3 separate regions of the Mus musculus genome follow, and all the other regions are linked to region 3. Evidence: chromatin loops called from intact Hi-C (ENCODE). Cell type or tissue: left cerebral cortex. All regions are shown on one strand. Each heading gives the region's core, and the rest is flanking DNA. Links, peaks and the distances in the headings are about the cores only.

Region 1 (5,602 bases), core at 167-5,166, 160 kb after region 3:
GTTAATTATTCCATATTTAACTAATTAATAACACATCAAGACAGTACGCATCTAAAAGATTCAAACAAAAACTTACTGACACAGAGCTAGCTAACCCATATTTAACCAAAGAAGAATGTACCAAGATAGTAAGTATACACATTAACTATAATAAGTAGAATATTTATAAAAATTATATTCAAAATTCAAAGGAGCAAAAAAACCTAAATTCTCTTCATGAAATGATTCATAATGCACCCTACCTCCAGGATACACAGCTTTTTTTAAAACTATAATTGTTGTAAGAGCCTAAAAAGAGGACATCTTGAAAGCATATGCACTCCAAACAGCTAACAGAAAAAACCTACATACAATACAGTCTCTGGATTCAGAATCACTTGAGTTCCAAACCAAATGGTGCTACTCCCGGACAATTATTCAACCAGAGTCCCTTTACTCTCTGCCTCTGTGCTCCAGTGTCCTCATCTACAAAATGGACATAATAATACCTATCTGAGGGGACTGCTACAGTAACTAAAATGAGATTATATTTGGAGAAAGTTGGCTTAGCTCCTGAGTCATAATAAGCACATTGCAATTGATGGTTGTGGTTGTAGCTAAACAGTCAAGCAGAAAGCACTGGCAATCATCGGAGACACCCAGAGGCCAGAGGAAAGACATTTTTCAAATAATTATAGTCCATGATAAGAAAACGAGGGAGGAAGTGAAGTGTCTGCCAGCATCTGGGAATAATGGGATAAGAAAGGGACTCTCAGGATTGGCATGTAGGAAAACAGAAGTGTTGGTCAGCACACTGACTGCATGCAGCAAAGGAAGACGGGATGCTGGTGTGTGTGTGTGTGTGTGTGTGTGTGTGTGTGTGTGTGTGTGTGAGAGAGAGAGAGAGAGAGAGAGAGAGAGAGAGAGAGAGAGAGAGACCTTCCATCAGGATATTTGTACAGGAAAAAAATTAAGGCATCAAAGAAGAGATTGTTTTCATTGGATTAGAAGAACCTAAAAATTAGGACACGCGGGTTTCTGCGGCTCAACCATATAAAGAAGATTTAGCTCTTGCACATCTAGCTTGAAAGGCACCATATTAATATTAACAAGAATCACACGTCAGAACTTAAAACATATATAGTTAAGAGAATTGAGTACCATTATTGTTGTTCAGTAACAATGAATGTCTGTGCTTTCATAAAAGAGTTTTAAATATGTCTACTTTAACCTACTGTGTGATCTTAGATGAGAAGTCAAAAAAAAAAAAAAAAACCCCTAAAGATTGTAGCACATATGGCCCTCTTTGGTTTTTGGAAATAAAGTTTGTTGCAACCTAACTCATTTCATGTTTCATACACACTATGACTGCTTTTAAGTCAAAATGGTAGACGTGAGTAGTTGCAACAGAAAATATGTGGTCACTGCTAGTAATTGTCAGCTTGACAGAATCTAGACTCACCTGGAAGAGGGACTCTGGGCATGCTTGTAAGATCTTCTCCTGATTACACTAATTAATTTCAAAGGCCTACCTACTGTATGTGGCTGCCTTCATTGCCTGGGATCCTGGACTATGTGAAATGGATAAAGGAAGCTAAAGCGTGCATCTACTTATTGCTCTCTTCTTCTGACTGTGATCATATGACCAGCTCCCTCCAGCTCTTGATATCTTGACTTTCCTGTCAGGATGGGCTGTACCATGAACAGTGAGCTAAAATAAGTGCTTCCTCCTTAAGTCGTTCCCATCAGAGTATTTGATCAGGACAACAAGAAAAGAAATTAAGGCAGACTATGAACCACAAAACCTAAAACTGCATTATGTGCATAGAGAAACCACGCTATCTCTCGCTTGTCACTCAAAGGTAAGAATTATGAAGTAATCTGATCAGCCTGTCATAGCAAAACACCACACATAAACTTGACATCTTTGACAATGGGCATCTGTTTTCTGTAGGGTATGAGGTCTCCATCAGGATAGGATGGTTACAGAGACCACTCTTCTGGGTTATAGAAGACGGCCGTCTCGGTATATAGTAGAGAAGGAGAGAGAGCATGAATATGACAGAAAGCTCTGATGTCTTTTCCAATTAGGGCACTATTTCTATCAAATCAGGGCCTCATCCTTGTGACCTCATGTGACCTTAATTACCAGCTTATAGGGCTGCTCCCTAAATATAGACACATTGGGGAATTTACTTCCAGCATAAGACTTTAAGGACATAATTCAATCTGCAGAAGACTTCAAACTTCCAAACTCTAATTTAACCTGAACTGTCCAGTGCACCACCCAGTGTGCCTTGCTAAACCCATCTGGAAAACAGTTTGAATACAAAGTACAGTGGAAACCTTTCCTGTTGGCCATGAATAAAGAGACCATGCAGAAACGTTGCCACAATGTTACCACGGCAAACCATTTATATGCTTGGAGAAAAACAGAGACAAAAGACTTCTAGAGGGCAGGAGAAAAGAAGACTTCTCCTCTCCAATGTAAAATTGAAACGCATCCATTTATCCAGTCCCCAAATGGGAATTTCCATCCAGTGGTTATCCTTTTATCTCACTAAGGAAAACAGCAATAAACATTCTTGAGAATAGCCTGTGACCAAGTGGGATGAAGAGATTCGAGCACACACTGACAGGTCAAAGTCAAGTGGTGGGCCTCGTCCCTCCCGTACTATTTACAGAAAGGATTTAACGCTACCTCTTCAATAACCACAGAGTATTTTAAGGACACTACCTCATTCATCTTCTGGGTGCCTTTGAAGTAAAGTGTCCCACATTTTATTTCTGGCTCATAAATGGAAAAAGTAGGACAGAATGCAGTCGCATGCCTCTTTCCAGAGTGAAGCAATCACTAGAAAAAACTGAAGCTACAGAGTATGAAGTAAGTTCCTATGCATCCAACCACGAGTTAATTGTCTGCTCTCTGAAGATATCAAAGTATGTCCTGCCCCTTGGAGAAGGAACTGCATGTCCTTTTATATAGATTATAACACACATCTACTGCATCAATCTGCACAATGACTAAAACACACATCTAACCATATCATTATGAACAATTCCCCCGCTTTGGTGCATTTGAAAACCCCCTTCTCAATTAGAAGTAGAAATATATGAACGTCAGGAATGAAAAGTGTCATGATCTATGTACGAGAAGCAGCTTTGAGTCGGAGTGCTCCTGTCTTATTGCATGTTGGTGAGGTCATGGGCTGCAGCACCCCCTAGTGAGAAGCCAAAGTGACTCACAGATTGTTAACAGAGCCATTGTCAAGAGGTTAGGATTAATTTCAGATCAAAGCTTCCTTGGGCTTAATCCTGCTCCTACATTGGCAAATATGTCTTCACTGGAGTCACTACATGCGTATGACAAGGGTGGGGCCTGGGTTACGTGTGTGTGCTTCCCTCCTTAATGATGCAAAGGGAAGATACAAAGGATTAGTAGATGAGACATGGGTTGAAATCAACTCTACCGTCAGTTCTTAGATTTTATGCAAGTCACTGCAGGTCTCTCTCCAGAGTCTTCAACATAATAAAGGCAATGCTCACCTCACGATATTACAGTCCTGATTATGAAAGAATCAAAAAAAAAGACGGAGCTGGGAAGACAGCTTGGTGGTCAAAGGGCTGGCTTTGCTGACACCAGAGTTTGGATCCCTAGGACCCATGTGAATGCTGGGTAGGGATGCTATTCCACCTGTAACTCTGGCCTCAGAAGGTAGAGACAGGGCATCCCTAAAGCAAGCTTGTTAGTGGGGATGATTTCCAACACTAAATCTCAAGCCTCTATTCACATGTGTGTTGGCATATATGCCACCATGCATACATACATACATGTATATAACATACACACAGAGACACACACACGCAGCTAAATGGAAAAACAGACAAGGGAAATAAAATAAATGTATGCATCTTTATTTCATTCCCTTCAACAAATACTCATTTCTACTTCTCCCTAAGGAGTCCTGTAATCTTTGCATACAGCCCTGCGTTAGTTTACTAGGCTTTCAATAATTAAGTGCCCCAGTATGAATGTCTTGAAAGACAGTTCAGTTCCCTTAGTCTTCTGAAGGATGAGGTTCCAAGGTGGGGATGCCTTGAGGTGTTAATGGCATGAGGGATGCTTCTGTTTCAAGCCTGTCAATTAGTCAATTAGGTTTGAAATTAGGTCCAAAAGAGATCTTTGTCTCTGAGTCACCTTGCCTCTATATATACCTAGAGTGGAATTTCCTGTTCTTACCTCACCACTCAGATAAGGTCCCACACCCATGACCTCACTTTGATTTGATTACCATTTTTAAAAGTCTACATCTAAATGAAGTTACCTTCTGAAGGCCCAAGCTTTAATGATTGGCCTTGAGCAGCTGTCGACTTGGTGGGATTTAGAATCGCCGTGGAAACAAACCTTTGGGTACATGTGAGAGAGATGTTCTAGCTTAGGTGAACGAAAGTAGGAAAGCATGCCCTAGCCTGTAACTGTAGATAACATCAGTCCATAGAGTGGAGTCCTGGGCTGAATAACTAAGAAAGCAAGCTAGCTGGTGTCAACTGACCAATAACTGGCCCAACTTGGGATTCATCCCATGGGCAGCCACCAATCCCTGACACTATGACTGATGCTATGTTGGGCTACAGACAGGAATCTTGCATGGCTATCCTAGGAGAGGCTCTACCTAACATCTGATGGAGACAGAAACCCCATGTACTGATTACCTTTGTAGTTGCTACAGCCAGACAACTGACAGAAACAATGAAAAGACAGCGTTTATCTTGGCTCACTATTGAGGGTCTATTTCATCATGGCGGAGAAGTCAAAGAGCAGGAGCAGGAGGCAGGTGGAAGCAGCAAAAAGCGAATGCAGATTTCCATTCATTCTTCTGCCCCTCTGGACCTCTTTCCTGTCTCTCCCTATACCTGATCCTACTCTCCTATTCCCCTCCCACTCCTCTCTTTCACCCAGGTACCTCTCTCCCTTAGCTGCCCCAGACACATATGTAGCACATGGCTGCCTTCTCTGACTTCAGAGAGACTAATCCTGCAGAGACTTGATGTGCCCCCCAGGGGGTGCAGGGAACAGTGAGTGGGATGTAAAGTGAATATGTTAATATATATATATATATATACATATATATACATTGGCAGAAAGCAAGCACAAAGCATGCACAAAGACAGCAAAGAGTCAGTAGAGATAAGACAATCCCAGTCCTGGCCCAATGTGACACACACTCCCTCCAGACAGGTGTTTGTAGAAAAGTAAAAATTATAGGTCAAACTTTAGGCTGTTTAGGGCTTGCAGTGATGTCTCTTCTCTACGATCACAGGATCCTGAGATAAAAGCGATTCTCCAAATCCAACAATGTGTTATTAATTACAGTGAGTCCTTGGGTACCCTGAGCAAATACGAAAACCGAATGCAAACATTTGTCCTGTCCTCTCAATGGATTGAATCGACAATTCCTGAGTTATTGTGTTACCCGCCAGGGCTAAACCAACTCCGGGAAACTTCATTTCACTATTTCGCTGACTCGGGAAGAGCTTTTGTAACTTCTGGCTAATCTACAGCACAATTCAAAATCTTTCGTGGCTGAAAAACTGCACTCTCTAGTATTTATTCTGAAAAAAA
Region 2 (5,602 bases), core at 167-5,166, 350 kb after region 3:
CTCCTGCCAAAGCCTCCCATAGTCAAGAGAATCGATGATAAAGCAACATAGTACTGTTTTCTGGTATATTTGGGAGAAGAGTTTTCATTGGCGTTTCAGGTTACTTAGCAGCAAGGTATAGAAACAAACTAGGAACGAATCTAGGAGAATACAGTATGAGACTGCCAAAGAGGTAAAGGAACACACACTGTCCCCACTGACTGTGACTAGTACCCCTTGCCAAGATCAGTAATTCTGCTGTCTGTGCTCACAATAAATACATGAAACCATAACTACCTAGGTAGCATTAAAGGCATATCTACAGCCTCGTTCTCCTAACTTGTAACCTACCTAGAACAATGCGCGCTTGTTCGCACCATGCCATACGTACGTAATTAGACTGTTACTTAGTTTTCACATTTTCACTCCTACTTGCCTTAGGAGTCTTCTGACATCAAAGTCTGGACTTCCTCATTTTTCTGAGAACTGCCTCTCTAACTTTGAATTTAACTTAAAACCCCCAAATTGCACTATTCAGATCCCTTTGTTGGGAATGAAGAAGTGGGACTGGGAGCCTGTGCTGGTGAAGCCTAGCTACTGACCATGGCTGAGAAGCAACATCCTACTGCCAAGAGAAGGCAGAATGCAGTAAGACTGCCAACGAGGTGAAGGAACACAATGCTGTCCCCACTGGTGTGGCTAGTGCCCCTGTCGTAATGGCTGACCTCATTTGTTTCAGAAAGCACCGCTGCTCAGCGCTGGCACCCTCGGACTCTGCTTCATTATTGCGCTACAGTCAACTGCCATAGAAGCCGCTGCGACTGATCACCTTCCATGGACATCACTTAATGAAAGGATGGAGTGAGAAGTATAGCAGCCCGGGAGCCTCCCTAAGATTGACCCCAGTCTTTAAATGAACTTATGCCAACTCATTATCATGTGTCGTGTTTGGAAAAGAAATCTTTCCTAGAAAATAAGCAGGGATCATAGTTGGGAACCGAAGCCTCTGGTTTTGTTTGGTTCCACTTAGTGTTCTGAAGCACAGCTAGGGTCACACAACACAACAGTTTTGTACCACTTCCTTTGCAATCTTTGCAACCCATCCCTTGGTACTTAAGGAAACGTGACACTGTCTTAACTTAGTTACCTCATTTCTAGCTTCATAAAAGCAGGTAATATACTTGGTTTTAAAAGGTAAATTACATCCAGCCGTGCATCACCAACACACCTAACTAGGAACTTGACTCCTCTTTAAAATGTTGGAGATCAAGCTTAGAAATAACTATTTTCTCTTTAACCATTCAGTAGAAAGCATCTCCTTCCCATCCTAGCTCAGGGCAGCTGAGAGTGATACAGCAGCATTTACAGCAACACCTTGGGCAGAAGAATACTGGAGCATAGCCGGAAGCTTTTAGCTGTTAGCTGCTGTACCCAGCTAGTCAGAAAGAGTCCCTGCTCCACATCCCCATGTGTCCTGTCCTTTACTAAGAACAGTGAGAATATAAATTCTCAGAAGTTCAATATTCAAAATTTAGTCTGTGTGTCTTTCTTTGTGTACAGTAATCATGGTATAATGATATCAAAGTAGCACATGGCATCTCACAAGGGACCATAAATGACAGATTTAGCCTGCTACAGGAGTACTCCTGATAATCAAAACATTAGCTACATACACGAGAAAATGGTCACTTTTTTTCTTTTTATTGTTTTTCCTTGGCTATCAAACTATTGTAATTATTGACACTGTAAGGATAGAAGGGGCAGAAATATTACAAGCCCAAATTTTCATTTTCTCTAAAGAATCAGAATTCCATTTATAAGTGAAATACACATTATCTAGTATGTACTGCTAATAAATAATTTAAAGGGGCTGAAAGGAAGCTGCTTTAGGGAAGGCTTGAAGGGTCATCAAATAAGCTCCCCTCCTGTTTTGAGACAGACCCCCATAGTGTCATGGTGGAACTAAATGCTTTAAATGACAGTAATTTAAGAACCCCTGATATATGCTAATCTCCTCATATCTTACAGATGAGGACTGAGCTCTAAGACATTCCGTGCCCACAGGCCTTCTACACTGGACCTTGTTTTTTTTTTTTATGAAATAATGACTACCCTCCTCTATATTTCAAGACTTGCACTGAAATGTTCTACCATCCCCTCTTCAACCGCACATGCTTATCCAGCATCTCTTTCACAAACTGAAAGAAAACTTCACTGATGGTCAGCAATCTGGAAGAAGTCTACCTGTGCCTGGCTGGGCGTCTACACTGTGGCTCTCCGCTCCAGGTTGCCTCACACGTGACTGAAGGAAAGCAAACGCTCACAGTTGAGAAACCAGACGTTTAGAATATCAGCATACAACAAAAGAAATATCTTATAAAACAAAACAATAAGGAAATATTGTAATAAGGTAAATAAGGTAATAAGGTAAATAGAGTCAAGTATATTTGGGTTTAAATTAATACTGTTGACTCTCTGGGTACCTGGACTACCCTAACCATAGCCTCAAAATACTCTTTTACACTTATGTATGCAATGGCCATTTACAGATTTATTCTCCCTTTGTCAGTGTGCCCTAAAAAGACAACAACTATGAATGTATCATTTACATTGTACTGGCTATTGTACGTAATCTAGGCATGGCTCAAAGTGCATAGGGTGCTTATGTGAACACTACACTATTATTTCCCTGGAGGGAACTGCTGCACTGATCTTGCTATCTAGAGGAAGAATCCCAAGTAGAGATCAAGAGACAAATACAGACACAAAACACTTACAATAGTGGCAGGTGCATAATAAAAAATTACTTTTTTAAAAATTCCCCCTAAGTATCTCTTGTGAAATCAATAAAACGTGTAATAAGTATCAGCTGTAATTTTAAACAAACAAAAGAAAGAGGCCACTAGGCACTCTGTCTTCCTACTCCACCTAGGACAGAAAGCTACATTATTAAAACTCTGTCATATCTACTGCCACCAGCTGGCTATCAGTGAACATGCCACAAGGAGCTCAGAGTTTCCTCATCAGACCTCAGCACAGAGAACACAGGTTAAAAAAAAAAAGAGCAACACTGAAAATCTCTGTCTATCCCTTGTGGTCTGGGAGACACGAAAACAACATGCCAGTCCACAGATGGGCATCAACTGGCCCGATGCATGAAGCTTCAATAAAGAAATGGTTTTACGGGCCACTGTCTGTCTTGGCTATGTGGTTCGACACACAAAAACAGGTACTCGTGTTTTCATTTAAAGCTAATTCATTTCTGGGGAAACATTCCCCAAACTTCAACAGTACAGAAAAAAAAAAAGACAAGAGCTTCCTAGCCAGCTCCACCTTGCTCCTTCGTAGCTCTTGGGCTGAGGAAAACCAAGAGACACAGAATGAACGTTCTGATGTAGCCAACAAATACGCTTTTGTCTTTTCTATAAAGATAGAAAGAAAGAGAAAGTAAGGGTGTATTCACTAAAGAATAAATCACTGCCCTAAATTGGTCAAGGGCTATCTTTGCTTTAAAAGACCCTTGATTAACAAAAAAGGGCAAGAACTCTGTGACTCATGGTAAACACTATTTCCAGGTTAAGTGTCTTCTGCCCAAATGATGATGCGCCTATTCACATAGCATTCTCAACTGTTCACAAAGTGCAGTTTGAAATTCCTTAGCTTAGAGGGACTCTACATTCTAGCAGCTACACATTTTAGAGTCTATGCAACCTCTGTTTATTTCATTTTTTTGACCATCTCTTATTTATAGAACCTACAAAATATTCTTGATTTTTTTGTTTGTGTGTTTTATTGTCTCTGTGTTTGATGCAGCTACTAGGGAGATCCGTGGTGTTTTCTAGGTTACAAGTGAATGCAAAAAATAAATGAAAGGAGGACATGACTGCTTCCAAGAGGCTGAGCGTTTATTATCGATATAGAGGGGAGGGAGCACAGGCAGAGGCAACTGGAACAGTCCAGAGTGATCATGACAGGCCACTGAACTAGGCCTTGTGAGAAAATGGTGGAGGAGAGAGGAGACAGAAGCCAAGAGGTCAGGAGTGAGCAGGAGAGCAGGAGAGCCAAAATAGCTGGGTTACATAGGAATAAGAAGCTGGGGCTTGGACCCCAGGCCAGGCACTGGGCTGGAGAGTTTAGGGCAGGGAATGGGGTATGCCAGTCAGAATGCCTCTATAGTAGATGCTGCAAGAGGGTGGCAGACACTGTCCTCTTTGATAATCTAATAGGCACCTTAGCCTTTTGACCATGGTTTGAGACATAACAAGAGGTCTACCCTAGAGCCAAACCACACTTGAGCTTTTAGAAGGAAACTCTCATATTTCTGCCACTACTATGATCTAGTGATCTAGCTGTATACAGTTCCCTGGAAAGGGAAAGCTGGAATGGAGTAGAGCATGCTTCTTACAAAGCATAACTCCATGTCAAATACCAGGAGTGTCTCCTTTGGGAATTCCCACAGACAGCATGCACCTATATGTTTCTGCTGGCTTTGAAAACAGAGGAAGGCTAACATGAGCCAATGCCTGATCATAATCTCTACAAGCTAGGAAAGCCAAGGAGACAGATTCTCCTCCTGACCCTGTGTGAACGAGTGCAGCCTTGAGTTTGGTTGATATTAACTCTGACCTCCACACACATCCACCAAGTTTGTGACATGTCATATAGCATTCTAGGAAACCCATACAATATAGAAGTTTTAATAAGAGATATATTCTGCTGAGAACAGATTTAAGGGCACGCATGACCAACGATCTAAAGGGCAGGTAATCAGCATGCAATCCCTATGGTACAGGGGACGCCACAGGAGATACACAGAATTCAACGAAAGCCTTGCAAAGACGCCTGTAGCCAAGTAGGACTGGTCAGAGTGTGGTCCTTCACGGCCAATTTTTAAATGTTACATCTGTCATAATTGCTGACTCCAAAAAGCATCCTATGTTTAGGTCCTCCAAAAGTTCATAGTGATTTTAAAAATTATCCTGAGTGCTATGCCTACACTGGAGCATAATTATACAGACAAGAATATACAATATAAACATTCCTATAAAAGGCACATGCCAATATGAACATGTAAGATTCAGGGTGCAGCAAAATATTTCAAGGACAGAAACTGCTTCTCAGAACTGTCTTCAACAGCTGCTCTAAAGCCTGCCTCACAGTGTACATGTTATCCACATGCGTTTTCTTACATACTGAAGACATTCATAAGAATTTGACTTATAACTGTGTCAGGTGTTGTATGCTATCATCTAAGGCAACAGAGTCACAAATATATTAACTAAATATTTTACCTGCATTATTTTTTCTGAATTAGGGTCACAAATCCACACAGTTTAAGCACTTTATAATGCAAAGAACAGTGAGCAATCAGAAATATAAATGGCATATGAAGATCAACTGAGTAAAGACATGCGATTAATAGGTGATAGGACAATGAATGACCACTTACAGCGCAGTTCTGAGTGAAGCAAAGACAAGAATCCACATGGATCTCAGCATTAGATAGCAATCACTTGCTCACACACTGGAAATTTTCCAAATTTTGATAAAACACATAAACTTCAGATTGAAGAAAACATGGGACTGCTAAACAGAATGAACCATGGGACCCCAAATGGAGACA
Region 3 (5,602 bases), core at 269-5,268:
GCTGTTCCAGACACAGCGCAGCCCTTCTGAGGTCAGCATGCGCCTCCACTCTCCGCGAGTGGACTTGGAGCGGCTCAGAAGCAACGCCACGTGCTTGAGCAGAATGACCGAGTCATAGAGCGCCAGGAAGAGGCAGTTGGAGAAAAAGACTGGCAGGATCTGCAGGGTGATCAGCAAGTCTACGCTGAGGAGTCCCATCTTCTCTGCCTCCTCGGTCAGTCTCCTGGGCACTCTGCTTCCCCAGTCACCTTCTTTTTGCAAAGGAAGGTGGTGGTAGAGAAGTGGGGGACCAAGGGGAAGGTTGGGAGGGGGGTGAGGGAGAGGGAGAAAAGCTAAATTAGAAGAAATCCCAACTTGTCTCTTCTTTGAAAGAAGCAGAAATGGAAAGACCAGGTTCAGGCTCTGCAGCCCAGCAGTTGGAGTGTACCCATCAATTCATTCAATTCCGAGATGCATTTTTTTCCAGGATTTAAGATGGTTTAAAAAAAAAAAAAAGGCACCACCACCAGCAACAACAACAACAAAAACCCTGGCGTGCCAGTCCCTAATCCAGTTTACCCCTGTCAGAGTCCGTTAAAGACAGGAAGTTCTACTTTCATTTCCAGGCACCTATGAGACTGCAGAGATGGTAAAAATTTTCTTTTAGCTTTTCATGTTCCTTTAAACGCTGTCTGGCTTCTTGCACTGCCAATTTCTTAACTGTGCTGTAAGGGTAGGGGTTGTTTGGTTTGTTTGGGGTTTTTTTCTTTCTTTCTTTCTTTTTTTCTTTCTTTCTTTCGCTCTGTCTTTACTCCGTTGTAAACATACTTTCTGTTCTCCTCCTCCCAGCCTGTCTCCCTCTGCCTGTCCTTTCTCCAGGTTCTCCAGGAGCGGCTGTCCTCTGCCCCCTCCCTCTGGCGTTTCCCTCTTTGCTATCTTCTGCCTCCGCTGGCTGCAGAGTGCCTCTCTCTGCAGCTAGTGAGTCTCCCTGAAGCCTTTTATACATTCCCTGGCTAATTGCTGCAATAGAGAAATGAAAGCCTAATCTTGCTAAAGATCTTGACGTCATTGAGAAAGAGGGCTTACTTTGGCCAGGAGTGCAGTGAGCAGAAAGGCAAAACTCTACAACTTTTTTAAAAGGAGAGGTGGGGGAGACAGAAGGATTTTGCTTTGTGCTTTAAAGGGAGAGAAAGAAAAAACGATGTTACCTTTGACAAGTCTCAAGAAATGCTTCCAAACTTAAAGAAAAGTAATTTGTAGACTAATATGTTAACACTTTCCTCTGATTATCATTTTTATTAACTTAGGAATTTTGGCAAGAAAGCTTCCTGGCAGGCAGGTAGAAAAGCGAAAGCGTGAACATGGGTGCTCTCTGCTCCATTAAAAAGAAAAAATAAAGCTATTAATGCTCCCGTGTGGGCGTTACACCTTTACACAGGATTGGTTTTTTTCTCACCCGATCTCATTCCTGGGTGTTATGAATATATTTTCAGTAATGATCTTATCAGAGGGAATAGAAAGTGAATTTTGAGTTGGAAATTTTATAAACTATTTGAGACCACCATGGTATATCTTTAAAGATTATTCCCAAACTGAATTCAAGTATTATTTTTGGTTTTACTAAAGCTTCGATATTACAACAACAACAACAATAACAACTAACCTTCCAGCCATGGAAGGAGCTGCTGAGTGACCAACTCTTTCAGTGTCATTTCCCTACAACACTGATAAAATACTATTTCCATTCATTGGCATTTAGATCCCAGGAGACTGAGAAATTGATTATTTATGAGAATCTCTTAAATTCAGCCTTTAATAGTCCAGAAGCTTTAGGGAGCCATTTAGTTTGCTTGGAGGAGAAGATTAAAAGAAAGTAAAAAGGCTATAGGTAGTTAGGGGCTATATAGGTAGTAAGGGGCTATATAGATGGTAGGGGTTGTAAGTGGCTAGGGGCTGTAAGTGGTTAGGAATAGAAACAAACCAAGAATTAACACCAGGTGCCCCTTGGGCCTCAGTGGACTCTCTTGCCTTTTAGTTCCCAGGACAGTTATTTAAACAGATAGAACCTGGCAGTGAGTTTCCACCCCTACCTCCTTCTACGTTTCCTCCCTCTCTTACCTAACAGATCACTTCTAGGAGTGACATTTTTCTGAGAGTAGTAGTGACAATTATAGACACTGGAGTGGAAACATAAATTGAAATTGAAAGTCAATTTGTTGAGTTTTCTATGTTCACAGAGCTCCTGTCAAGCTCGAGCTGAACAGTAGATGCAAACAGGTGGTCAGTCCCTTGAGCTTCTATATCTTGCCCCCGGTCTCCAACTCTGTATTGACAGGACTGTAAAGCCTAAACAGAGGTCATTCTTTGTAGAGAGCATGGGCTAAAATCTGCATATGGATGTATTTTGTTCAGCTGGTAATATGGTTCTGAAAAATAGTCCCAAGGAGAGAGTAAGCTCTATGTGACCCACAACTCTTGTCTTCTCTACACATTGCCATCTCCCGAGCACATAAGAATCCTGGTTGGGACATGTTCAGCTCAGTGGTGTTCTGAATGAATGAATACCTAGGGCATATAGAGGGCTCAGCTCTGCTTCACACTAGGGGGCGCCATTCACATACAACATAACATGGTAGAGAGGTGCCCTGGAATTCTAAAATGAGGTAGCTTTTTGCATGGCTGCTCCCCAAAGACAAGGGCTCTCTACCATCATATTTTTATTTCTTTCCTCTTCTCTTCTCTTCTCTTCTCTTCTCTTCTCTTCTCTTCTCTTCTCTTCTCTTCTCTTCTCCTCTCCTCTCCTCTCCTCTCCTCTCCTCTCCCCTTCCTTCCTTCCTTCCTTCCTTCCTTCCTTCCTTCCTTCCTTCTTTCTTTCCTTCCTAATCGTCAATTGTGAGGTTTGAGTGTATACTCCATGGGCTAAATTTTTATTTAGATGAGGAGACTTTAGATGTTTGAAAAATTAACATAAACCACGGAATATCTCTCCTTGGACCAGCATGTGCTGTTTGCAAAAAGATATTCACAAATACAATGTTTGTGTGTTCCTTTCTTTCAAACTTCTCAATGCCTTTATGGGAGGAAAGAGAGGACAAAGAGGAGGGGGTTGCAAAGTACCTTAATTAGTGTAGATGAGGGCACTTCAATTCCTGATGAAGTCCCTGGCAACTAGGATGGGAGGTATACCCCTCCCCTGCCCCCTGAAATGAAGCTTCTACTCACTGCCCAGTCCTGAAAATCTCAACCCTATGCAGAGCTCTTCTGAGAAGGAGGAAAGTTAACCCATTTGCCTGTATTCTCAAGACCTACAGTGTGATTGGAATGGCCTCTTAAGAAGGATTGGCAAGGAGTGGAAAAATGTTCCCTTTTCACGTGTAATGTGCGGAACAGAAGTACTTAGAGAATAGAATTAAAACCAGTGGGTGCGGTTTGCTCTTGTCCCTTTCTTTCCTTTATTTGAGATTAGAAATGTCAGAATGGAATTGAAATAAGTTACAATCCACCAGAGCTAGGTCTCTTTCTGCACGGGGTTTCCTGGCTGCTTGTTATAATAAAATGTGTTTAGCATTTTGATCTTCAAGGGATTTACTCTTTAAGTCATAGAACCATTATCACACAAATGAAGGAAAGTGGGACCAAGGGCCTCTCCTCTCATTGATGACCAACTAAACCATCCTCTGCTACATATGCAGCTAGAGCCACGAGTCCCTCCATGTGTTTTCTTTGATTGGTGGTTTAATCCCAGGGAGCTCTGGTGGTACTGGTTATTTCATATTGTTGTTCCTCCTATGGGGCTGCAAACCCCTTCAGCTCCTTGGGCACTTTCTCTAGCTCCTTCATTGGAGACCCTGTGCTCCATCCAATGGATGGCTGTGAACATTCACTTCTGTATTTGTCAGGCACTGGCAGAGAATGCCAGGGCCAGGAAGCAGGGGTGGGTGGGTTGGTAAGCAGGGGACAGGGCAGGGGATAGGGGTTTTTCAGAGGGGAAACTAGGAAAGGGGATAACATTTGAAATGTAAATAAAGAAAATATCTAGTAAAAAATGAAAAAATAAATAAAAATCCCCAATATCATATTGAATATGATTAGAAAAATGTACATGGTTGCTTTGGTGTACTCATAAAATAATTCTAGTGTTTCCTTATTAAATATGATGCCAGTAGCTGGTACTTTTATCCTTTCTTTATCTGAAAAAAAATAATTCTTTATTTAGTTAAAGTGTGGGTCATGAATGGAGGTGGTAGTTTGGATACTAATTGGGCTAGGTCTGTTAATACTTATGTATCTTATGTATTTTTTACCTTTTTACTCTGTTGATATCAATACCTTGAATATTTAAAAACATTAAATTGAACTTTTGGAAAGAAAGAAAGAAAGAAAGAAAGAAAGAAAGAAAGAAAGAAAGAAAGAAAGAAAGAGGAGGGGAGGGGGAGAGGAGGGGAGGGGAGGGGAGGGGAGGGGAGGGGAGGGGAGGGGAGGGGAGGGGAATGGAGAGGTCAGCATGGTTGTAGAGTCAAGTCCTGTGTGGGACGTCTCCCTGAACTCTGTACCTAACATCTAAGTATTTAAAACCTAACTTCTATTTCACATTGCCCAACATGATGTCTGGGTTCAGATTTCATAACACACTGAAAGGGTTAGGATGCCCTCTCAGTCATGAAATTGTCCAGAGAAGTCAATACACTAACTAACAAGCAGGAACAATCCAGCACAGGGCATAGCCGCTGAATCTCACCATACAATGTTTGACACTGGTTTTCATTTCCAAAGGCAGGACCCAGGGAAAAACATTCTAGGCATTTTTTTTTTTAATTTGAACAGAATCACCATAAAACTGTTTAAAATTTTCCCCTCTTTTCATAGTAAGAGTGCATCATATTGAGGTATTGACTGCCTGTGCTTAGAAAAAAATAACAAATGGGAAGTCTTCCTTTGGTCTGCTTGCTCTTGGCTCTTCAAATGACATTAAGAAAATGAAGTCTGATGACCTGAAAGCGAACTTGATATTTTGGAGCCTGACAGATACCTTTTCATTTCCCTCCTCCTCATCTAAGAAAGGAAGCAAATACCCAAAGGACTTTGCATATTAGCAGTTCATGCCATAGACATACAAGCAACCTTGGTTTAAAGAATTATAGCCCACAAAATCATTCATATGACTTGTCAAATGCATAATACACATGATTTTTCATCTTTATTAAGAATCTGTAGAATAGGGCTGGAGAGATGGCTCAGTGGTTAAGAGCACTGACTGCTCTTCCAGAGGCCCTGAGTTTGATTCCCAGCAACCATATGGTGGCTCACAACCATCTATAATTGGACCTGACACCCTCATCTGGTGTGTCTGAAGAGAGCAACAGCATACTCACATAAAATAAACTTTTTTTAAAAAGAATCTGTAGAATAAATGCAACAATTATGAATTCAAATATTTATGGAAAGGGCAAATGTGCTGACTAGTGTCTTGCAAATAGTGCTTTGAGATATACTTCACTAAATGATGTAGTTCTAATCAGAAAAGATCACAAAGTGCACAACTTCCTGTCTCTACTTCTGGTTGTACCTGAGAGAGCTGGGGTGCAAGGTTTCCACCACATTTCCCATGGGTCCATCCCTTCTG

Evidence for each region. A loop is a pair of places that touch in the nucleus more often than their neighbours do. Peaks named below come from ENCODE experiments on the same cell type or tissue, not always from the same donor. Only the 100,000 strongest peaks of a DNase experiment are listed, where the experiment ranks them.
Region 1: a loop joins it to region 3, with 2.8 times the contacts of the local background. A loop is called at or near these places in 13 of 42 quality-filtered maps.
Region 2: a loop joins it to region 3, with 2.6 times the contacts of the local background. A loop is called at or near these places in 14 of 42 quality-filtered maps.

What each region holds. Positions count from the first base shown.
Region 1 is chr12:90,900,960-90,906,561 of GRCm38, forward strand. No RefSeq gene overlaps it. Among named protein-coding and RNA genes, the nearest start is that of Gm23195, 89 kb to the left of the region's middle. In left cerebral cortex, for the core only: a CTCF peak has its summit at 3,202; DNase peaks (open chromatin) are centred at 2,765 and 3,141.
Region 2 is chr12:91,085,504-91,091,105 of GRCm38, forward strand. The region is part of intron 20 of Cep128 (centrosomal protein 128); the gene reads right to left. Among named protein-coding and RNA genes, the nearest start is that of 5430427M07Rik, 42 kb to the left of the region's middle. In left cerebral cortex, for the core only: a CTCF peak has its summit at 2,950 (motif pointing left); DNase peaks (open chromatin) are centred at 653 and 2,969.
Region 3 is chr12:90,738,087-90,743,688 of GRCm38, forward strand. Dio2 (deiodinase, iodothyronine, type II) reads right to left here and starts at 952. Exons shown (of 2, transcript NM_010050.4): 1 at 1-952. The coding sequence starts at 198. Gm26512 (a long non-coding RNA gene) reads left to right here and starts at 121. Exons shown (of 5, transcript XR_872906.2): 1 at 121-214. In left cerebral cortex, for the core only: CTCF peaks have their summits at 873, 1,077 and 2,565 (motif pointing right); DNase peaks (open chromatin) are centred at 894 and 2,582; H3K4me3 peaks cover 1,111 bases; H3K27ac peaks cover 701 bases.